Regions from separate parts of the Homo sapiens genome. Here regions 1 and 3 are each linked to region 2. The links are chromatin loops, found by intact Hi-C in ENCODE. Cell type or tissue: CD4-positive, alpha-beta T cell. All regions are shown on one strand.

Region 1 (8,000 bases), 250 kb after region 2:
GTCTGCAAGTGTTGATAGGCACTGTGTAGGAAGACCATGTCAAATTCATACTGAGAATTACCATGAATCACAGGGAACCAGACTGGCCTTGCTGATACCATTGGCACTCTTAGTTCTACCAAGGCATTTCTTGATAGATTCACCTAGAGGAATGGAAGTCATCCTCAAGCTTCAGATTGACCTGCTTCATGAATGTGAAGGAATAATATATGGTTGTGCAGTTTATCCTGTTACCACTAACTTTTTTCTTTTGTCTTGCTGTATAGCCCAGGCTGCAGAGCAGGGGCAGGATCACAGCCCCCTGCAGCCTAGACCTCCCAGGCTCACGTGATCCTCCCACCTCAGCCTCCCGAGTAGCAGGGAATACAGGCATGCGCCACCAGGCCCAGGTTTTTGTTTTTGTGTTTTTGATGGATCCTTGCTCTGTCTCCCAGGCTGGAGTGCAGTGGCATGATCTCAGCTCACTGCAACCTCAGTCTCCCAGGTTCAAGCAATTCTCCCCTGACTCGGCCTCCCGAGTAGCTGGGATTACAGGTGTGTGCCACCACAACTGGCTGATTTTTGCTTTTTTTAGTAGAGATGGGGTTTTGCCATGTTGGCCAGGCTGGTCTCGAAACTCTGACCTCAGCTGATCTGTCCACTTCAGCCTCCCAAAGTGCTGGGATTACAGGCATGAGCCACCATGCCTGGCCAATTTTTCTGTAGAGACGGGGTCTCCCTATGTTGCCCAGACTGGTCTCAAACACCTGGGCTCAAGTGATCCTCCCACCTCAGCCTCCCAAAGTGCTGAGATTACAGGCATGAGCCACGGTGCCCAGCACTTTTTTCTTTTGAACTATTACTCTCACATGATTTTCACTGCCACAGGTGGGGGTCCTCTGAGATAGTTTGTGTGTTATCTCCACAGGTGATAGGCTGTGTTCTGGAAGGATGTTCAGGACTTGAATTTCAGTTTTCAGTCACTCTCACTGGATTCCCAAACCAACCTAGTTTGGGACAAGAGATTATGAAACACTCCTTAGAAACACTAGCTCATCTCAACTAAAATAGGGAGCGAATGAACCTGGCATACTAAAGTGTTAATAGTGACAAAATGAAAAATATAAAATAACCACAAAATAATGAGGTAATCTTGATGGAATGGGCACATGTATCTGTGTGCCTCATTTTATGCAATGTAGGTATTTCAAAGAAGTTGTGTGTGAAATGAATTTCTGTAATCTGAATACTCCAAACAGGCCAAAGAAGCCTTGTTATTTAAAGAAATTCTGTAAGCAAATATTTTTAACTGAAAAAGTAAGGAAACTCCTGTTTCAGAAATCATTTTGTATATTTTGCTTAAAGTGAGGCACACTTGTATTAAACTAAGGAAAAAAAATCAGCGAATCGGGTTCTACTGTTTACATTATGTATAATTTCCAATGACATAAGATAAGTGAAGATGCCTAAACTGATTTGTGTTTAATTCAGCACACAGCTCAATCTGCCAACAAAGAGTTTTCATTTGGCATTTGCAAACACATTATCATTTAGATAGCACCACCAAAGCAGCTTCAATGTTGCAACTTGAACATCATTAAAGAGACTACAATTTTTGGGGGGGCAATCAATTAGGTATCCACTTAAGGTAGGCATTAAGCATTCCTAATTCTAATTAATTGATTCTAAATGATCATTTTTTAAAGCACAAACTTTTTGGTCCTGTAAAAAATGTGGTGGTTAATTGTAGCTTTAAAAAGCTGGACGACATTTTAATGTTCAAAATAGAAGTTAAATATTTTGTAAAATGATAGTAATGACCAAAAAAAAAGAAACTATATTTATGATTTAGTGCCTCTATAATCTTGTTTATATCACCAAATACAAGTCACAACTGTCAAAAACAGCTTCCAGCTGCCAAATTGTTGGACGTGATGCTTGAGGAACTGGGGAAAGGAACACTTTTTGTATTATTCTGGCTTTTGTCTCTGATAAGAAAGTGGAAACTTTGCCAAAGATATGAGTTGCAGTATTTTAATACAAAAAACAACTGCTTAAAATAATTAAGAAACCGAACCACTCAAGACAAAACAAAACAAAACAAAACAAAAATTAGCTGGGCGTGGTGGTGTGTTCTTGTAATCCCAGCTACTCAGGAGACTGAGGCAGGAGAATCCCTTGAACCCGGGAGGCAGAGGTTGCAGTGAGCCGCGATAACACCACTGCACTCCAGCCTGGGTGACAGAATGAGACTCCGTCTCAAACAACAATAACAACCAAAAACGCATTTTGAAGCTGGAGCCAATGGGAGTTGCTGTTGGATTGGATTTGGGGATGGAGTCTGAGAGGAGTCTGAGATGGCTCCACAGTGTTTGGTCTGAGCAACTGGGTGAATTAGGAACACTATTTACTGAAATGGGTGAGACTCAAGGAGGAACAGGTTTTGAGGGAAAAAGCAAGAGTTAGATTGCTGATAGTAAATTCAAGACACCTGTTAGACAACCACGTAGAGATGTCAAACAGGCAGCTGAATGCGGAGGCTGGAATGGGGGGGGAGGTCAGGGATGAGACATTAATTTGGGAGTCACAGTGTATAGATGGTAGAAAGTCACAGGGCTGGATGAGGTCACTTAGGGCGTGGCCTGTCTAGAGACATTGGCCCAGACCTGGAGCGCCCACTGCAAGAGATCATGAGGGTGAGAAGGATGCAGCCAAGACTAAGAAAGAGAGCCCAGGGAGGCTACAAATAAGTCAGCAGCGTGCAGCCAGATGAGAGTGTTTCAGAAGGAAGGAATATGTGGCCAACCATGGCAATGACAACCAATATGGATGAGGATTGTGATCAACTGAACATTGGATCTGGTAACAAGTGTTTTTCAAAGGACATAAAAGCCTGATTGGAAAGCAAATGGGAGGAGAGGATGTGGGGACAGTGAGAATAGTCAACGCTTGAACTCTTCTGTGAATAGAGTCCGAGAAATTAGGCAGAAACTGCAGGTGATGCAGAGTCAAAGGAAGACCCTTTTGCAAGTGGGAAATATTGTAGCATGTTTTGCTTGCCTATGGGAAGGAGTCAGTAGAATTGAAAAAAGGAATGATGCAAGACAGTCAAAGAAAATTTCAGAACAAATAACTCAGTGTGTCAAATATCTTGGATCCCAGCATGGGTGCTCCCAATCTTCCCCATCTGCTTCATGAAAACCTGGGATATACAAAATTATAGGTAAGGGTCCGAGATTAGAGCAGGTAGGTGGCCACAACAGGCAAAGCATGTACTCAAATGTCCAAGTTTCTCTTGTAAATTATTACCTTATTACATCGTGACATTTAGCGACAGGATTTTAGATTTAATTGTTTACTTTCTTCAATCCGTCCCTTAAACAAAAAACAAACAGAAAATGGGCCGGTCGCAGTGGCTCACACTTGTAATCCCAGTACTTTGGGAGGCTGAGGCGGGTGGATCATTTAATGCCAGGAGGTCAAGACCAGCCTGGCCAACATGGTGAAACCCCGTCTCTACTAAAAATACAAAAATTAGCCGGGCGTAGTGGCGGGCGCCTGTAATCCCAGCTACTTGGGAGACTAAGGCAGGAGAATCGTTTGAACCTGGGAGGCAGGGGTTGCAGTGAGCCGAGATTGCACCACTGCACTTCCGCCTGGGTGACAGAGTGAGACTCCGTCTTAAAAAAGAAAAAAGAAAAAAAAAAATCGAAAACAGCAGGAAAAGAATTGAATTGGACAAGGGTCGGGTGGATAACTTAGCTTTCAATAGCGACACCTAGTGGCAGTGATCAGCAGTAGCTGAAAAGAATTGAATTCCTGACAGCCTGAGGTTTTTTTTGTTCTCTTTTTTCTTTTTTTTCTCCCCTCAGGAGTAGTATCCAGGACCCACCCATTTTGTACTGAATAAACATCCCTAATGGTGCTTGGAGTCATCTGAGGAGGGAGGTCCCCAGAGAGGGGGAAAAAACCATTTTCCTGGTGGACTGGATGTGAGCCCAGGGTTTAAATTGAGTCAGAAGGATAAACTGAATTCATCTTCAGAGTTGAATTGCTCTTCTGGTAATCTGGAGGGTTGGGTTCTCCCCTGACCTGAATTTTCCGAGGAGCGATTTGTGCTGTTACACACATTTCTTTTGCTATACGAACTCAGACGGAGGTCAGAATGAACTCTGGCCAACAGGGTCTCACCTTATGGCTTTGAACAATGGGCAGTAGCAGACGTTCAGTTCCAATGATTTTGGCTGGCTCTTAATTTATAGCCGCTCCCAAGACCCATAAAGAGGTGCCACAGTCGAGGCCGGGGGCGGTGGCTCACGCCTGTAATCCCAGCACCTTGGGAGGCCGAGGCGGGTGGATAACCTGAGGTCAAGAGTTCAAGACCAGCCTGGCCAACATGGCGAAATCCCGACTCTACTAAAAATACAAAAATTAGCCGGGTGTGGTCGTGGGCGCCTGTAATCCCAGCTACTCAGGAGGCTGAGGCAGGAGAACTGCTTGAACCCGGGAGGTGGAGGTTGCAGTGAGCCAAGGTCGCACCATTGCACTACAGCCTGGGTGACAGAGTGAGGACTCTGTCTCAAAAAAAAAAAAAAAAAAGAGGTGCCGCAGTCAATTTTAAAGGTACCTCTAAATTTCACCTTTTCTGACAATAGCTTGATGCTACAGAGGGTTCTCAAAAATCTGCAATTCCCCAGATGTGACAACTAATCCAATCCCATTAGTGTCAGGCACATCATATTCTCAGTCTTTATTTTAAAAAATGAAAAGAATAAACCATACAAATAGATGAAAACATCCAAAATAATAGAGGAGGAAGCTCACACAGCTGAAAAAAAAGTTTCTTTCTTGAAGTATTATCCAAAATAATATAATAAAACATTTTCATACATATGAGAATATTACAGGGATTAGAAGATAAATAGGCTGGGCATGGTCGCTCATACCTGTAATCCCAGCACTTTGGAAGGCTAAGGCAGGCAGATTGCTTGAGCCCAGGAGTTCAAGACCAGCCTGGGCAACATGGCAAAATCCCATCTCTACAAAAAATACAAAAAAATTAGGTGGGCATGGTGGTGTGCACCTGTTGTCCCAGCTACTTGGGAGGCTGAGGCAGGAGGATCACTTGAGCCCAGGAGGTCGAGGCTACTGTGAGCCAAGATTGCACCACTGCACTCCAGCCTGGGAAATGGAAGTGAGACCCTATCTCAAAACGAAAAGAAGACGAATAAAGTTCATGGGTTAGACTTGCAAATCAATTTTCCAGTTGGATTCTGATACAAATAAAGCATGAAGAAAAGAGCGAGTAAATTTCTAGATTTGCAGTAGTTTGGATTTGTGTTTGTGAAAATATAATTATATCCTATTCTAACCTGGTATGTAGTTTTATATTAGCTTTATTCTTGGCATGTTTAATATACAGGGAAATATTTGTTCTTCCCTTTGGAAACTGTGCATTGTCTAGGCTCTATAGGACACCCCTCTGAGGGTTATCTGATTTCGAGTATGTGGAAGCCATTTTGTAACTCTGTACATTGTAGATTATTGGTATTGGTAGCAACGCAGAATACTTCTTATCTATGGACAAGCAAATTCTGTCCTGTATAGTAGAGGTTCAACTGGCTTCCTTCTTCCACAGAGGAAGAGGACAGTTTTACTTCCATCTGAACAGTCATTTCAATATTCCTGATCTGTAAATATGTCTGTTTTTCAACTTCTCCCTTAAACTGCTTACAATCTCTGTACCAGTTTCCCCATTAATATACAGTTTAATTTTTACATATGAATTTATGTTGTGATTCTATCCTACTTTGAAAATTATCTTTTAAAAATGGTAATTTTTGAAAGTATCAAAATAATTATAAAGTTCTTACCTACTACTTCTATTTTATATTGCCTCACTATATATACATATATACACACACATATGTACACACACACACATATACACACATATATATACACACTATACACACACACACACACACACACACACACATATATATATATATATTTTTTTTTTTTTTTGAGACAGAGTCTTGCTCTGTCGCCCAGGCTGGAGTGCAGTGGCATGTTCTCGGCTCACTGCAACCTCTACCTCCCAGGTTCAAGTGATTCTCCTGCCTCAACTTCCCAAGTAGCTGGGATTACAAGCATGTGCCACCATGCCCGGCTAATTTTTGTATTTTTAGTAGAGACAGGGTTTCACCATGTTGGCCAGGCTGGTCTCGAACTCCTGGCCTCAAGTGATTCCCCCCACCTCAGCCCTCCCAAAATAAAATTCTGCTGGGATTACAGGCGTGAGCCACCGTGCCCGGCCTGTCTCACTATATTTTATATAGCTTTTAAGTTGCCTTGAACTTCCTGAAATAAGTTGAGGTATAAATGAGTAAATATCCAGTGCTTAATAATCAAAATGTCTAGGCAATCTCTAAGGTTCTCACATTGATAGTCTATGATATTCTATGCATCTGGGAATAGGCAGGTCAGAAGTAAAGCTTCTTGTCTCATATACCTTTTTAAAAATTGTGGTAAAATATACATAACAAAGTTTGCCATTTTAATCCTTTTTAAGGCATACACTTTTTAAAAAGGTATAATATGAGAGCTCCTTGAGAATATACAACTGAACCAAGAAAAATCGATGTCTTAGCCATGTCTCAAGTTTGGAATTTGACCCACCTGGGCCTTAGTTTGTTGTTGGGTCTTCACCAGCTGGCCTGTTTTCACAATTTGGAACAAAGCGCATTAATAATATGCCCTACTTGTATAGACAGCATGGATTACCCCACTTCCTACTGTCACTCTTGGTAACCACAAATTCTTGATTTAAGTAAATTTTTGAAAAGGAAATTCAGTGATGAAATTCCTTGTAATTCTCATGCTACCTGTGATTATAGTTAAGCAGGGCAGAAAAAAAAAGTAATCTACTTAATACAGGAGACTCATGATATATGCTGACTTTGACAGTCTTTGATTTAGGAAGTTGGGGAAAAAGGGGGAGAAGAAACTAGTTTGAAATTGGCTAGGGTTTTTAATCATTTATATAACTCAAGACAGAAAAAAGTCTGAGTGGTTTTATAAGAGAGTTTACAGAGGTTGCTTTCTTTTTCAGTCAAAAGGAATGAAAAAAATGCTTTATATTTATTTAGTATTTAAATGGCTCACTAGTGGTAAACACGAGGCTGCTCTTGGCTGGAGGCAGCCAGGCTGGGGAGCTTGGCCACCTTGAACTCTGAGTTCCCTTGGAAAGCAGAGGGCATCAAAGTATCAGCACACTTGTAACCATTCACAGCGAGTGAGTCAGGAAGCCCTATTTTGGCTCTGCAGTGTGGTTGACAGCATAGACTTTAGAATGTTCAGATTTATAGCATACTATTTTTTCCTTTCCTGCTGCTCAACTGTGAAGCCAATGGCACATTTTTTTTTTTTTTTGAGATGGAGTCTTGCTCTGTCATCAGGCTGGAGTGCAGTGACATGATCTCGGCTCACTGCAACCTCCGCCTCCCAGGTTCAAGTGATTCTCCTGCCTCGACCTCCCAAGTAGCTGAGATTACAGGCACCCGCCACCACGCCTGGTTAAGTTTTATATTTTTAGTAGAGATGGTGTTTCACCATATTGGCCAGGATGGTCTCGATCTCTTGACCTCGTGATCCGCCTGCTTCGGCCTCCTGAATTGTTGGGATTACAGGCGTGAGCTACTGCACCTGAACGATATCACATATTTTTGGTCTTTCTTATGGCAGTACCCTTCTTCATGGCACCACACCTGGCTAGCATGGTATCAATTTTTGCATTATTAGAGTAGATTCAACTACTATAATAAACAGAACCAAGATGTAACAGCCAAAAAAAAAAAAAAAATCGAGTTTCTGATGCTTATATCAGTCCAGCAGGGTATTCCAGGATGGTGGGGCTCTCCTCCATGGATGACTAAAGGACTCAGGTTCTTCTGTCTGCTGGCTCTATTACTGGGTCCTGATCAACAGTGCAACTGTCTAAACTGTCTTCTGCACAGCAC
Region 2 (8,000 bases):
GCTTGCCAAAAGGAGGAACATTTAAACCTACTGTCAGACAGATTAAAAGAAAAAATACACACTCAATGCAACTGCCGGGGGCGGGGGTGGGCATCCTGTCCCCAAAGCAAAATCTTGGCCCTAAATTCCATAAAGCTCCTTAACCACAGAAGAAGAACTTACACTGGCAGAGTCACATGGGTTGTGCCAATTGGAACAATTTCCATGGATTTGCCCCAGAATTTGTTTTTCCATCTCACATCTGAAATGAAATACCAAATATTACATTTTTAGCAGGAGAGGTAGGTAGATGAAATAGTTCCTAGGCTAGATAAATGATCAATCGCTATATAGTACAACCTCTTCACAATCAAGTCAATTATTGTATAGGATAACTTTTCATAAAATATAAGTACCAACCCCATATGGGCCCTTGGAGCAGAATCAGGGAAACTAAAATGATAAGATAAAGTCCTTTCCATGAATGCGAGAAGTGAAAACAAGTAGTAAGCACACAGAGAGGCCCAGGCTATAACTGAGTGTGTTATAAGGTAAAATGAAACCTGAGAAGAAGGAGTGACGAATATGCTTGGAGAAAGCATCAGAAGAGGCTTGTCAGAAAGGGCCATCTAAATGGGGCTTTGAGGAATAAGCAGGAGTTCACTGGGCAGAGAAAAAGCAATTTAAGGCCAAATAAATAGCTTGTCTGAGGGGACGGAAGTATAGGAAAACACAGTCAAATAGTGTGGTTCTGTCCTATAGGTCTCAGATTGTCTTATCTAGAGAAGAGTAGAAAGGTTGAGAACAAAACCAGGTGCAGTGGCTCATGCCTGTAATCCTAGCACTTTGGGAGGCAGAGGTGGGTGGATCATTTGAGATCAGGAGTTCGAGACCAGCACAGCCAACATGGCGAAACCCCTTCTCTATTAAAAATACAAAAATTAGCTGGGCGTTGTGGTGGGTGCCTGTAGTCCCAGCTGCTCAGGAGGCTGAGGCAGGAACCCAAGAGGTGGAGGTTGCAGTGAGCCAAGATCATGCCATTGCACTCCAGCCTGGGTGATGGAGTGAGATTCTGCCAAAAAAAACAAAACAAAACTGAAAACGAAAAACAATGGGCTCTCCAAGCCTGGCTAAGAGTCTGGTTTGTGTGCACTGAGTGGAAATAATCAGGCCACTGATGTGATTAGACATGGACCTTGCAAAGGCAATTGGAAGCCATATGGAGAATGGAACAGGAGTAGGAGAGAGGAGAAGCAAGGCGACAAGTTAAGAGGCTACTGCAATTGCCCAGGGGATAACAAACGGGATGAAGGGAACCAAGACAACAGACGCGGGGAAGTGAGTGAGCCCAGAAATACTAAAGAAGAAGAAATAGGCACTAGGTCAACTAGGTGACAAGTTAGATACAGACTGAAAAAGAACGAATTTATGAACAATGTCAGATTTCTCTAACTTGCAATGAATGGTGGTACCAACAGAGAAGCCAGGAAATAGAAAAAGAACAGCAAGAGGATCCCATCTGGCTGCTGCACTGAGGATCTACAGATCACAGGGAAATCAGGGTTGAAGCAGGGGGGACAGTGGGGAGCCCTGGCTGGGGTCCAGGTGAGAGAGGTGGGTCTGGGACCAGCGAGCACAGTGGGCCTCATATTGTTTAATCCTATTTATATAAAATGCCCCAAACAGGCACATTTATAGGCTGGGGAATATTGAGAGAAATGGGGCAGGTGGCAGAGGGGGTGGATAATATTTGCTAAAGAGGATTCTTTTTGGAGTGATGAAAATGTTCTAAAATTAACTGTGCTGATAACTGCACAGTTTATTAAATTCACAATTCTGTGAATAAAAACCATTGAATTGTACACTTTACACGGGTGAATGATATGGTATATAAGTTATATGTTCATAAAATTGTTACCAAGAGAAAAAAAAGATAGATGGCTGTTTAAAGCTAAAGTATTAACAATGTACTACATGGTTTATGATATACAGAAGACGTATGAAAAAATAGTAGAGAGGTTGGGAAGGGAAAATGGAAGTATACTTCTGTAAATCTCACTATATGAAACTGGCATAATATTATTTGATGATATTAAAAATATATAACATAAATCCTAAAGTAACAACTTTAACAAGAAACAAAACAGGTAAGTATAGCTAATAAGCTAACAGGGGAGATGAAAGAGAATGATAGAAATTATTCAATCCAAAAGGCAGAGAAAGAGGAAACGGAGAACAAAGAACAGATGTGACAAACAGAAAAGAAACATCATGAGGGCAGATTTAAGCCCAGCTACATCTACAATCACAACAAACGGAAATGGTTTACACAACCTACATAAAAGGCAGAGAAATGTCAGGCTGGGTTACAAAGCAAGATTTGGGAATCCTAGGCCCATGGAAATAGGTAGATTGCTCAGGAAAAGGCTGATGGGGAAGTATGGCCTAGGAGAAGGATGCTAAGGCTGAGAAGGGAAGGATGTAACACAGGAGCACACAAAACTACTTTGAGAAGACCCCTCGCATTAAAAAAAAATCCAACTTTTGGCTGGGCGCAGTGGCTCATGCCTGTAATCCCAGCATTTTGGGAGGCCGAGGCAGGCGGATCACAAGGTCAAGAGATCAAGACCATCCTGGCCAACATGGTGAAACCCCATCTCTACTAAAAATACAAAAATTAGCTGGGCATAGTGGCGCATGCCTGTAGTCCCAGCTACTCGGGAGGCTGAGACAGGAGAATCACTTGAACACGGGAGACGGAGGTTGCAGTGAGCCGAGATCGCACCACTGCACTCCAGCCTAGCAACAGACTGAGACTCCATTTCAAAAAAAAAAAAAAAAAATCCAACTTTTGAAAAAACAAAGAAGAGGTGCTTATAGCATGAGTGAGATTTACCAATTAGGAGGCTAGGAACCTTATGAGAATATTTCCAGAGGGTTTTGGTGAGAGAGCAGTTTTAATTTTAAACTTTAATAGCAAAGGTGAAGAAAGAAAACCATGGTACTTGTCACTTTAAACTGGAAATACTGATTGCCTCCAAAGAGAGAAACTGAGTGGCTGGGGAAGGGGGTTACAGTATACTGTTTCGTACTTTTAAAGTTTAATAGACTGCGTGTGTGTGTGTGCCTGTGTGTGTAAAGGTAACGTGTGATATCACTAGTAGCAGAGAAAAATATTTTTAAAATGTATATGTGCTCACTGTCCAAAAACCTAGGATGCTTATATGTTCCTTCTACAGTACACTTTTTTTTAATAAATTGAGAGATTAACAAAATTAATCCATCTAGGAAATATCTATAGCCTTATTTATTCTTTAGAAGATTTACCCACCCAACCCCAACTCAAAATATAAACTGAACAAAATTTTAGGAACAATCATCTCAAAAATGAAAAGAAGTAAGCAATGTAAAACACGACTTCAGAAATAAAATTTAAGTTTGACAAAAGCTGAAAACCCCTCTGCTGTCTACACTCTGATAAACAACTGTAAATATTTAATGTCTCTTGAAATATGTGAGGCATTTCAAATGATTTTTACATAAGATAAAGTTACAGAAATAAATGGAGGTGGCTCAGATAAACTAAGTGAGAGATGAGAGGCAAGAACAGGTGGCGCAGATCCTTCCAACCAGGCCCAAATCCAAGGACCACTTTTGATCTCAGTAAGAATTGACAGCAATTCTTGGATAAAATAAATAGATAACATATTACACAATATGATGGAAGTAAAATGTATTAGCACATTACCTTGCCAGAAAACAAAATTTCTAGACTCAGCATGACACGCAGAGATAGGCGGATGGTGGCTGACCTGATGGAAACAAAGGACAGAAAAACAAAAAATGAATGAACTTTTGTGTCTCATGAAATCCATTCTTTCTCCCCTGCACTGAGATGTAACAGCGTGCAATGCTGAACTGAAGGAAAAACTTCTTTAGTTTCCCTCATCAAGTGTGTCCTCAAGAGGGCGCTCCTGATACAGTCAGCTCCCACTTGCTCAGATTGGTCAAGGCTGAGGGGAAGGCCCTTGAACGGAAGCCTCCAGAAGCCTCCGTGGGAGGGCGGCCAGGTGGCGAGTGATGAGGATAGAGGCGCATTTTGAAAGACATAAAAATAAAAACGGAGACATGTGAGGACTGCTCATCCATAACATATAATCTGACATTGGCTACCAATGTCAACATCTCTTATTAGCTGTTCTGAAAGTAGCTGCAGATGTTTTAATTAAGATATCAAATAACAAGTATTTTAAATGCAACCCAAAATGTTCTTCCTCGGGCTCAGCCAATTTAACTCTTGAAAACTCTGCATCATAAAGTCCAGCCTCTTTTCAAATCACCTACAAGAAGACCAATGCAAGGTAATTTTTTTAAAAAAGAGTGTTTCTATTAAAAAAAAAAAAGGTAAACACAATTGTTGAGGAAATGTTAGTCAACTGTTAAGAAATTTTATTTATTTTTGGTCTAATAAAACTATCTTAAGCAAATAAGTAATCTCATTCCAGAAAAGAGAATCCCCTGGAGCAGAGAGTGCCCTTTGGCAAGGGGTCATTACTCATTTTATTCAGCAGTGAAGAGGCTGAAGAGAAAATGGCTCCTCCCTCTATTTCCTCATCTCAGTCACACTCAGGGAACGTTGAGAGGTGTATATGCTGTCATTCTAATTCAGCACTGGTGAAACCACAGTAATGCTGCCAAGGGTGTTTCCAGAAAGTTCTCTGATGTAGCTGATTCTTAACAGAGGTGTCTTACATTGAGAGTATCTAGCTCAAAGCCTGCACCTTATAAACGAAGAGACTGAAACCAGAAAGATAAAGTAACATTTCCCAAGCCACACCAATAGTCAGGGAAGAGGTAGCGGTAAGTCCCAGCAGTTTTGGTTTACCTCACTGGTTTTCAAACTTTGCAAAAAGAAGAAAAAAAATGTTTTAAGCAGCTGTACAGTTTTCAGACCCGTCTTATCAAGAACCCAGAATACTGAGCCCTTGCTTGAGATAAACAGGTGGGGAGGAAGGGAGGGCAGTGGGTGACAAATCCACAGCTGTTCACCTTCCTTGGGACCCTCAGCTGAGGAACATGGTTTGAAAACTACTTCTGTATGCCAGGCCTCCAGCAGGAGGACTGCACGGCTGGGAGGATGTGGTCACACACGCCACACCCAGATGTGACTCATGGGATTACAGCCGTACCAGTGTGGGCCAAAGAAAGGTAGAGACAAAGACGTAAATCATGTAGGCATCTTTCAGATTCCTCAATAAACACCAACGCCAGCTGCAATACAAAGCAGGAGACTCAAATCTGCTGCTCTTTGGTTTGTCTTAGTTCCCATGTGCCTCCTAAGAACGTGAGCCCTTCTGTGCCTGTGGGATTTTCAAGGGCAACTTTCACTTCAAGCACTGACTTAGAAACCTAATCCCATAATGTAACTCTCTGATTTCCTTTGATGTTGTCTTTTTTCTTTTTTTGAGACAGGGTCTCCCTCTGCCACCCAGGCTGGAGTGCAGTGGCACAATCACAGCCCACTACAGCCTTGACCTCCAGGGCTCAAGTGATCCTCCTGTCTCAGCCTCTCAAGTTGCTGGGACTAAAGGTGTGTGCCACCACGCCCGGCTAATTTTTTCACTTTTTGTAGGGATGGGGTCATGCTATGTTGCCCAGACTGGTCCGGAACTCCTGGCCTCAAGTGATCTTCCCACCTCAGCCTCCCAAAGTGCTGGGATTACAGGTGTGAGCCACCATATCCAGTTATCTTTTTTAAAAAAATCCTACCACTTGGAGATACCTTATATTAAAAAATGCTACATTCTTCTCCTTTTCTTCACTAGCTGTCTTTCGATGAAAACAACGGAGCTAGCTTTGAAACCATGGGATCATATAAAACAAAATCAAGGTGCAGTGGCATAGCCCTGTAATTCCAGCTACTTGGGAGGCTGAGGCAGAAGGATCCCTTGAGCCCAGGATCCAGGAGTTCAAGACCAGCCTGGGCAACATAGTGAGACACTATCTATAATAATAATAACCATTAATCAGCTCAAGACAATCCCCACTCCCCACTTCTCCACCCCAGCTGGCATGACCCACTATGAAATGGAAGGAAAGCTATGAAATGTTCCTCTCCCCCATAATGTAAACATATTTTAAAGTGGATTATTATGAAGTAGATTATATTCATCCCACAAAAACAATGTAGCAATGTGGGAGAGGAGCACTATAGCTTTGATGAAGAATTTGGCATCTTTACAGGTATGGCCGAATGTAAACACAGTATATAAAAACCATACGCCTCTTCTGTAATAATTTTAAACCCCATAAAACAGGGATAAATATACATCCATATGAATTACAAGAGAACCCCTACAGTATACACACATCTCATAAAAACCCAACCTTGATTTTTTTAAACTATTGTGTTAGATAATGAATGAATGTTTAGCAGATTATGTTTAGATGGGTTCAACACATTTTCTGAATAAGTCTCAACCTTCAAATATCAGTAACTTTGCTTATTTCTTTATGGCTTACACAGGCCTTTGGGAATGGTTTATTTGGCCCACATTGCTTTTAAGAGTTTTACAAAGCTTTCTGGGGAGATTTACATTGATAGCTTATTATTTTGTATATTTCCTCCTATTTCTGGAGCATCTGCCATGTGCTGCACTAGTGTCCGGGAACGAGGGAAAGGTTTTTGTTGTTCCATGGACCTGGGCCCTGACTGCAACATCATCTGCTGGCTGTATGACCTTCACAGCTTTTCAGTCCCTTCAGCCTCTGTCACCTCATCTGTGAAATAAGGCTGATTCCACTGACTCGGCCAACTAAAAAAAGAACACATACAAACTGTCCAGGATCATACACTGATGTGGATTAGGCAGAGACTAAGTGAAAATATACTCATTTAAAAGAGACTAAGTGAAAATACACTCATTTAAAAAATCAAAATATAGATTTCTAAAATGAGTGTATTTTCACTTAGTTCTTAGGGCAGCCTTGTATCTTGGTGAGCCTGATTTTATAAATTAGGAAATAGGGGTTCTGGCCAGCAAAGAGCTTCCCCAATGCCACAACATTAATGAGTGATAAAGGTAGCACTCCAAACCTATGTCATCCTCTTCCAGATCCAGGGCTCGTGTCCCTCCCCAAAGCCAGGACACATCATTAAGGTTCCTTCTCATGGACATTTAGAGAAAAAAAACTTTTGAATTTGACCTTTCCAACCTCAGTCTCGCATATTTCTTTGTAAAATGAGGTGTGAGGATCCCTCTTGGCTTCAAAATGCTCTGATTCTAACATCTGCTGTTAATGTCTTCTTCGAATCTTAGCATCAAAGGTGGTGGCGGATGCTGGCCAACTTGAAAAAATTATACAAAGGCTTTGATTAACTTCAATGCCCATGGAAAAAGGTAATTCACAGTTAATCACTTAATCTTTGTTGATGGCAATCTTTCTAAAATCTATTAGAGTAGAGAATAATGAGCAGAATCTAACCTGTCTTTGTTATTGCAGGATTTTGGTTGAGTCTGTATTCTCCTTACATTTTAATTCAGGCAAAAAGGGCAGTAAATGCATTTGTCTGAATTGACCCAGCCCTGGAAGGAGATGCTGTCTGTTAGCCTGTTGAATAAACCCAATTTAGACTTTTTTTTTAAGCATTCTTCCCTATCACGTCCTCTCCAATCAAAGAAGAGCAATTCTTGATTGGTAAGGATGCCCAAGCATTCAAGAAATTAGTACACATGGTTTTTATTACGCAAGTATTTATATGGTAACACATGTATCTATCTTTCTTTCTACAAGCCCCAATACAGTTCCCCTGGCAGTTAAGAATTCTGGTAATTTATAATTTATTTATATATCTGAGGCCTTTCTTTACCTTGACCTAATCATTTTTAATTTATGCTTTGAATGCACTTTATATAAGAGGTCAGGGGAGAAGCAGATAGGAAAAGGAGGTATTTTCAGTATTTTTGTACTTTGTAAGTTTTTATTTTTCAGATTTAGAAAAGTAGCCCTTCAGTACATCA
Region 3 (8,000 bases), 270 kb after region 2:
TCTTTTCAAAATAAAGCAAGACTCCTCCAAAGGTGGATCGATAGCTCCTCTACTTCTAGAGACAAAAGACTGCCAGGAACTTTCAGAGGAATTTTTTTTTCTTTTTCTTTTTTTTTTTTTAAGATGGAGTCTTGCTCTGTCGCTCAGGCTGGAGTGCAATGGTGCGACCTCAGCTCACTGCAACCTCCGCCTCCCAGGGTCAAGCAATTCTCCTGCCTCAGCCTCCTGAGTAGCTGGGATTACAGGCGCCTGCTACCATGCTGGGCTAATTTTTGTATTTTTAGTAGTGACGGGGTTTTACCATGTTGGCCAGGCTGGTCTTGAACTCCTGACCTCAGGCGATCCGCCCACCTTGGCCTCCCAAAGTACTGGGATTATAGGCATGAGCCACCGTGCCTAGCCAGACTTTTTTTTCTAGCTTTAAAAAAGACCCAGATAATCCAAACTACAGTCCTATCATGTTATCACAACCATAAGAAGTGGATATTATGAATATCATTCTCACAAGTAAACAGAGGCTCAAAGGCTCACCAAAGTCACAGAGCTTTCTGTCTTTTTGATCAAATCTTTAGGCCAGAAGCAGTGGCTCATACCTGTCCTATAATCCCAGCACTTTGGGAGGCTGAGGTGGGTGCATCACTTGAGGTCAGGAGTTCAAGACCAGCCAGGTCAATATGGTGAAACTCCGTCTCTACTAAAAAATACAAAAATTATAGCCAGGTATAGTGGCACACGCCTATAATCCCAGCTACTTGAGAGGCTGAGGCAGGAGAATAGCATGAACCTGGGAGGCAGAGGCTGCAGTGAGCAGAGATCGCACCACTGCACTCTAGCCTGGGGGACAGAGCAACACTTTGTCTCAAGGAAGAAAAACATCTTTAGCAAAGGTCTTGAGGTGAATGTTGCATTTCAGTGTGTTTGCTAGAGGACAGCTAGCAAACTTCATTTGCTAGATCAGGCCAGAACAAGTACACATAACACACTATCAACACAAATGTGAAGAAGCTAGATTGCTCCATTATTAGAGATAGAAAAGCTGTAATAGTGAAAACTCTAAAGATCACGTATAGAAAATTGCAGTGACAGGAAAAGACCCTGAAGCTGCTGAATGCTAGGTACACAAGTCAGCCCTCCTCTTTTGTGGGATAGGATAACACACCCTCCCAAGTGCGCCACTCACAGCTTAACTATATGTGACTTAGTGCAAGGGCCCTCCTCACCATTCACCCCCAGCTTTGACAGATTTCAACCCCATTATTGTTACCAACAACCATAAGCACAGAAGTGTTTTCTTTTCTCATTGTCAAGGGAGTCCAGACATTCCTGATAGCAAATGTACGTGTGTCAATGTAACCTTGACAGACGGAAACTCAAACTCAAGTACAATGGCAACCTTTATATGCTGTAATATATGCACAATGATGGACTTGGTAATGCTTCTCCCTCGCCCCCAACTTCTTAGAATGTGCAAAATGTGCCTGTTAAATATCATAATCCTTTTTACTCTGAGCACCTTTTCCCCTGGAGCCTTGCAAGTGCTCTCCATATAATGGCCTATTTTTAAGAGTCCTCTTGAGACTGAAATGACATTCGGGCCTTAAATCTAATGATATCAGAGCCTGTCCTTATTTTAAACATTTCTAATATGATCAGAAAGACGCCTGAAAAATGAGCTCTTCTTGCCCTTGGCTTCTCATGTGCCCTAGGGAAGTCCTGATTTAGAAGACGGCCCCCTAACTCAAGTGCAAGGTGCAACAGCTGCTGACATATGTGACTGTGAGCTGATGTTGAAAATTTCTGAGGCAGGGCACAAACCTTTGACCCATCTCCCAGGCTTCTCTGGATAAAATGTGGTTTTTTACAGATCAAAAAGGAGACAGATAAGAAAATGAAGACTGAAAATCTTAGAATTATGAAAGAGAGAATCATATACATTTTCTCTTTAAATACTAATCATTTAAAATGTGTAATTTTAAGGATGCATTAAACCTGCTTGACTGTCCTCACAAGAGAAACTTCCTTCCTTTTCTTAATTCTGTTCCTGGACTTCTCCCCAGCTATATTAGCTACAGCCAGCAGTGAAGTCCCATTGAGTATTCTGTGCACTACTGGAAATCCTGTGATTCACTCCGTGGGCAGTGCTGAATTAATTGTTAATCTGGTAGTGGGTGTTACTTTTTCTACTAGATTGTGAATTTCTAACTCTTGAGATGTCAGGTAAAAGCACTTCTGAGAGAAGAAAAAGGATACAAGGACAAAGAATCTGAGATTTGCCTTCTCTCTGGAAGCCTTTTCATCTTGCCATAGGGAACAGTTGAACCATCAAAAGCCCATTTATAATTAGTGTTAGTGAAACCAGGGGCTTTGGGGAATATTGGTCGTGAACAAAGGCAAGATTGGCAAATCTTGTTAAATTTTGTTAAACGGAAGACCCAGGATTTTTAAAAGCTGAAATACAGAATATAATATTAGTAAACTCATATGATTCTGCTTAAGATAATTTTTAAAACAAATGTTAAAAGGGTAAATTTTTAAAAAGAAAATTATATATATGTACTTTTATATATATGTAGGAACGTACATATATATACGTATATACATAGGCATGGACTTTTTCCTGGAAATTACCATAGCTACAATATGTCACTGGTCTATATCATGTTAATTAGCACTTGATCTGTGAAAGAAATCTGAGCGTGAGGTAATTCAGCACTGTCACCCAACTGGCCACATTAATCTTGAGTATTTTCCCCAGGGGATTAAAATCTGTCACCTGATGTGGCTACCAAGGTGAAATACATCCTCTCTCCTATGCTTTGCTAAGGACAGAGAGGGGCCAATTTGAGCTGTGCTAGAACAGGTTTGTTTGAATGGAGCCAGCATGTGAGCCCACTCAGACAATGGTCTGAGTTCTTCATTGAAGTCGTCTTCTTCCTCTGGTTCCAGTGTAGCCAGTGATGCAATTTGGTTTGCCCTTTTGCAGTGAGAACCGATTGGCCATAAGGTACTCAGCCTACGTTTCCTGCTCAAATGCAAGCAAATCAGTTGATTTACCAGCTCTGAAAATGTTGTGATCTAAACTTGTGCTAATAGAAACCCAAAGAAAGTGACACACATAAGACGTGTGGAAGTGCCTAGGGCTTCTTGGCATTCAGGAGCAGGGGAGTAGAGCATGCTGTACTTAATCAGGATTCGATTCTGTAGCTCTTTACCATCTACGAAATTATTTTTACCACATCCTATTAAAATTGGGAGGCAGCCTTGTTTGGTAGGAAAAATATAGCTTTGGAGTCAAGCAGAGCTGTATTTGAACCCTGGTGCTGCCACTTAGAAACTCTGGGAGGGACCTCAGGCGCTGAGCACTTTACCCCCTCTAACCTCCATTCCTCATTGGTAAGTGTGGGTGATGATGTCCAGCCGATAGGGATGCTGTGAAGGGTGAGAGATACCATATTCAAGTTCTTAGTAGAGAAGCTGATCCAAGGAACGTGCTTTGAAAACCAGTGACCTAGATCCTATTACCATCTTCCCATGTTTAGTCTTCTTCCATTCATGCTCATGTGGCTTGCTTTTTTTTTTTTTCTATCTTCTCCCGGGATTTAGAAATTACTTCCGGCCGGGCGCGGTAGTTTATGCCTATAATCCCAGCACTTTGGGAGGCTGAGGCGGGCGGATCACGAGGTCAGGTGTTAGAGACCAGCCTGACCAACATGTGAAACCCCGTCTCTACTAAAAATACAAAAATTAGCCGGGCACAGTGGCGTGCGCCTGTAATCCCAGCTACTCAGGAGGCTGAGGCAGGAGAATCGCTTTCACTCGGGAGGCAGAGGTTGCAAACAGCCGAGATCGCGCCACAGCACTCCAGCCTGGGCGACAAAGCGATACTCCGTCTCAAAAAAAAAAAAAAAAAGAAATTACTTCCTTGACAAAATCTCCTGTCTTGAATTACTAGTGCCTTTTTGCTGTTATGAATGGAATTTTTAATCATTTAAAATTTAACTTGGTGTAGAAATGCAGTTTATTTGCATAGGTGTATCTTATACCCTGCAACTCTGACTTTTTCATTTCCTTCATTTTGTCATTGTGGTTGTTGATTTTCCTAAGTATGTCAATAATTGTGTAATCAGTACTTTAACCAAAAGGAAGTACAGTGAAAATAACTTTATTCCTTTCCCCCACAGGCTTAGTGGGACTGGTTCCTGCCCTTCCCTGTCCCGTGATTTCTCTGGCCAATCTTAATAATTGTTTCAGCTGCAACCCCAATTGGAACTCACACTGGCCAAAGTGGAGCAGCTCTTGGGGGCCCCCTGCTGGGCCAAGTGTGACCTCTTTAGTTTCTGCATGGCAGGGCTCATGGAGGGTTCCAGCATCAGGGTCATGGCAGCCAGGGCGGTGGGTGAGTGAACACCAGGGGTGCAGGCTGGGGCTATTTACCAACTAGTACAGGAGATTTGAGTATTTTGACAATGGGTCCGGCCATAATGGTGTGGACTGGCTCAGTATCAGCTCTACTCTTAGGTAATAAAAAAAAATCCTCTGGTCTTGTCTAGGGCCAAGCCACTAGTTAAAATTTTATCTCATGCATTAGTCAAAATGCAAATCTTTAGGCCGGGCGCGGTGGCTCACGCCTGTAATCCCAGCACTTTGGCAGGCCGAGGCGGGCGGATCACGAGGTCAGGAGATCGAGACCATCCTGGCTAACACGGTGAAACCCCGTCTCTACTAAAAATACAAAAAATTGGCCGGGCATGGTGGCGGGCGCCTGTAGTCCCAGCTACTCAGGAGGCTGAGGCAGGAGAATGGCATAAACCCGGGAGGCAGAGCTTGCAGTGAGCCGAGATCGCGCCACTGCACTCCAGCCTGGGCAATAGAGCGAGACTCCGTCTCAAAAAACAAACAAACAAACAAACAAAACAAACAAAACAAAACAAAACAAAAATGCAAGTCTTTAAGATGAAAGCCTTTCCTCTACCCCAACTTGAGGAAAGGTGGGAAGATCAGCCTCCTCTCTGTTTCCTAGCCTGTACCGTCTGCTCCTCTTTCCCAGTCACCGTGGCTCTGGCAGCTCCACGTTTGACAGGGTGGAGAATGGGGGAAGAAAATGATCAGAAGCGGGAAAGGTGGAACTTCACAGACACAGATGTAATCTGGCACTGCTGCCTCCTGAGGATTTAGTGGCAGGCAGGATCAAATGTTGATATTGCCGCCCAGTGGACACAAAATGTAATGCAGTACTTAGATCAGGCAGAGCTTTCTCCCCTCAGCCTGCAGCTGACTCAGTGGAAACACGAATACAAGCGTGAGCCACTGCGCCCGGGCTCAACCACCTTTTTAAATGATATTTTTCTTTAACTGTAGACAACTGCAAGTATTTTTAAAAAGAGAAAGAAAGCAGTATAATGAAACTCCCTGAACCCATTACCTGGCTTCAACAATTATCAGTTTATGGTAATCGTCTCCATCTTGTCCACTCTTGTTTCATCTGTTCCCCAACCTACTCCTGGCCTTGCCTCTAGGTTATTTTGATGCAAATCCCAGACATTATGTCATTTAATCTGTAAATATTTCATTGGAACACCTGAGAAAATCAAACACTTTCTTAATATCATCAGTTATTCATGCAGTCATTATTTACATTTTCCTAATTGCCTTATAAATTATTAAGTTAGTTGGCTTGAATTTGGACCCAAATAAAATCCATGCATTGTCATTGTTGATATGTTTCATTTTTAAGTCTTCCAACAATAAGTTGCCCTCTATCTTTGTTGTTGTTGTTCTTACGATTTCTTGAAGAAATAGGTCATTTGTCCCGTGGACTTTCCCACAGTCTGGGTTTTGTTCACTGCACCTATGTGGTCATTTCGTGTGTTCCTTTATCCCCTGTATTTCCTGTAAACTGTTGGTTGAAGCTGGAGGCTTCACTAGTTTTGGGATCAGTTGTGTTGGCAAGAAGGAGTTGCAGGTGGTATTCTGTATTCCTGTCAGAAGACAGAATATCCTGATATCTGTTTTGTTTTTGTGATGTTAGCCATCACTGATAATCACTGCTCAGATTCATTAATTCACTGAGCATTGGGAAATGGTGGCACCTGCTGCTCATGTATTAGCTTTCCAGGTAGTAACTTTTATAAAGAAAACTTTATCAACTTTTTGGTTACCAAGGTAAGAGTCCTTACAGGAAAGGCAGGACAAATAGTTGATCGTTTCTCTTTATTTACCAGTTTTCAAAAGCACTGTGTCAGTTTCCTGGCAGTGAGTTTTGTTTGTTTGTCTTAATATAATATTATCTTGAACTCATGCATTTAAACATATTTGATGTGTGTCAATCTGTTGTAGTGCTGTGGTAGACAGAATAATGCTTCCCCCAAAGAGATCTATGTCCTAATCCCAGGAACTTGTATGCTGTTATGTGGCAAAGAGGAATTAAGATTCCAGATGGAATTAAGGTTACTTATCAGCTGACCTTAAAATAGGGAGATTAGCCCGGATTATCCCAGTGGGCCAAACGTAATCACAAAGGTCTTTACAAATAGATAAGGCAGGCAAAAGAGGAGGGCAGAGTGATGTAATATGAAGACTCTACCATTGCTGGCTTTGAAGATGGAGGAAGGTGGCCACCAGCCAAGGAATGCAGGCAACAACCTCTAGGAGCTGGAAAATGGCAAGGAAACAGATTTTTCCCTAGAATTGCAGGAAGGAACACAGCCCTGCTGACATTTTGATGTGAGCTCAGTGAGACATGGGTTGGATTTCTAACCTATAGAAGTGCCACTTTGTGTTGTTTTAAGCCACTAAATTGTGGCAATTTTTTACAGCAGCAATAGAGAACTAATACCATTACTATCCTTATTGACACTCATATTAACCCATCTTTGGCCAGTGTTATCCTTTTCAAGTTGACTTCCAAGATGAGGGTTTTCTTGCTCCTGATATGACAAGATGTTCCAGGGCCACCTACGGGTTAACTGGTTAATATTTAACTTCTAACCCAACGTATCTGTTGAAACTTGTCCTCTCGAATGTCATTGGTGATTTTTAAATGGAAAAATCCAGTCCTTGTCCTTTTTGTTTTTTTCTGCAGCATTTGATACTACTCTCTTACTCTTTCCTTTTCCAAATGACATCTATCCTCCCTATCCTGTCATTGCCTTTCTTGGGTTTTATTTCCTAGCTCCCTAAAACTGTCCTTGGGCCTCATTTCTTTTTTCATTTCTTTCTTTCTTTCTTTTTTTTTTTTTTTTGAGATGGAGTTTCGCTCTTGTCACCCAGGCTGGAGTGCAATGGCGCAATTTTGGCTCACTGCAACCTCTGCCACCTGGGTTCGAGCAATTCTCCGGCCTCAGCCTCCTGAGTGGCTGGGATTACAGGCACCCGCCACCATGCCCAGCTAATTTTTGTATTTTTAGTAGAGACGGGGTTTCACCATGTTGGTCAGGCTGGACTTGAACTCCTGACCTTGGGTGATCCACCCCCTCAGCCTCCCAAAGTGCTGGGATTACAGGCGTCAGCCACCGTGCCCGGACTTTTTTTTTTTTTTTTTTTTTTTTTGAGACAGAGTCTTGCTCTGTCACCCAGGCTGGAGTGCAGTGGTGCAATCTCAGCTCACTGCAACCTCCGCCTCCTGGGTTCAAGCGATTCTCCTGCCTCAGCCTCCCGAGTAGCTGGGATTACAGGTGCATGCCACCATGCCCAACTAATTTTTTTGTATTTTTAGTAGAGATGAGGTTTCACCATGTTGGCCAGGCTGGTCATGAACTCCTGGCCTCAAGTGATCCGCCCACCTCGGCCTCCCAAAATGCTGGGATTACAGGCGTGAGCCGCTGCGCCTGGCCCCTCAGGCCTCATTTCTTCTTTCTCCACGCTCCTCCCCAGTAATCCCATCCATGCAATAATCTTTCCGTGCCAATGAGACCTAAACAGGTATCTTCCTCCCTATCTCTCCTAAGTACCAATATCTCATTTCCGACGGCTCGTTGATAGTTGCCACCTGCACCTCATAT

Evidence for each region. Hi-C counts contacts between places; a loop is a spot of excess contacts. Peaks named below come from ENCODE experiments on the same cell type or tissue, not always from the same donor. Only the 100,000 strongest peaks of a DNase experiment are listed, where the experiment ranks them.
Region 1: a loop joins it to region 2, with 7 times the contacts of the local background. A loop is called at or near these places in 106 of 110 quality-filtered maps.
Region 3: a loop joins it to region 2, with 6 times the contacts of the local background. A loop is called at or near these places in 73 of 110 quality-filtered maps.

The regions. Positions count from the first base shown.
Region 1 is chr7:25,066,400-25,074,399 of GRCh38, forward strand. No RefSeq gene overlaps it. Among named protein-coding and RNA genes, the nearest start is that of CYCS, 55 kb to the right of the region's middle. In CD4-positive, alpha-beta T cell, a CTCF peak has its summit at 3,774 (motif pointing left); a DNase peak (open chromatin) is centred at 3,742.
Region 2 is chr7:24,816,448-24,824,447 of GRCh38, forward strand. OSBPL3 (oxysterol binding protein like 3) reads right to left here. Exons shown (of 23, transcript NM_015550.4): 17 at 3,728-3,791; 18 at 163-241. Among named protein-coding and RNA genes, the nearest start is that of GSDME, 63 kb to the left of the region's middle. In CD4-positive, alpha-beta T cell, CTCF peaks have their summits at 3,946 (motif pointing right) and 4,146; DNase peaks (open chromatin) are centred at 3,974, 4,664 and 5,124; H3K4me3 peaks cover 1,084 bases; H3K27ac peaks cover 3,672 bases.
Region 3 is chr7:25,089,206-25,097,205 of GRCh38, forward strand. No RefSeq gene overlaps it. Among named protein-coding and RNA genes, the nearest start is that of CYCS, 32 kb to the right of the region's middle. RefSeq lists enhancers at 4,955-5,004, 5,025-5,104. In CD4-positive, alpha-beta T cell, CTCF peaks have their summits at 4,279 (motif pointing left), 4,490 and 5,215; DNase peaks (open chromatin) are centred at 4,306 and 5,216.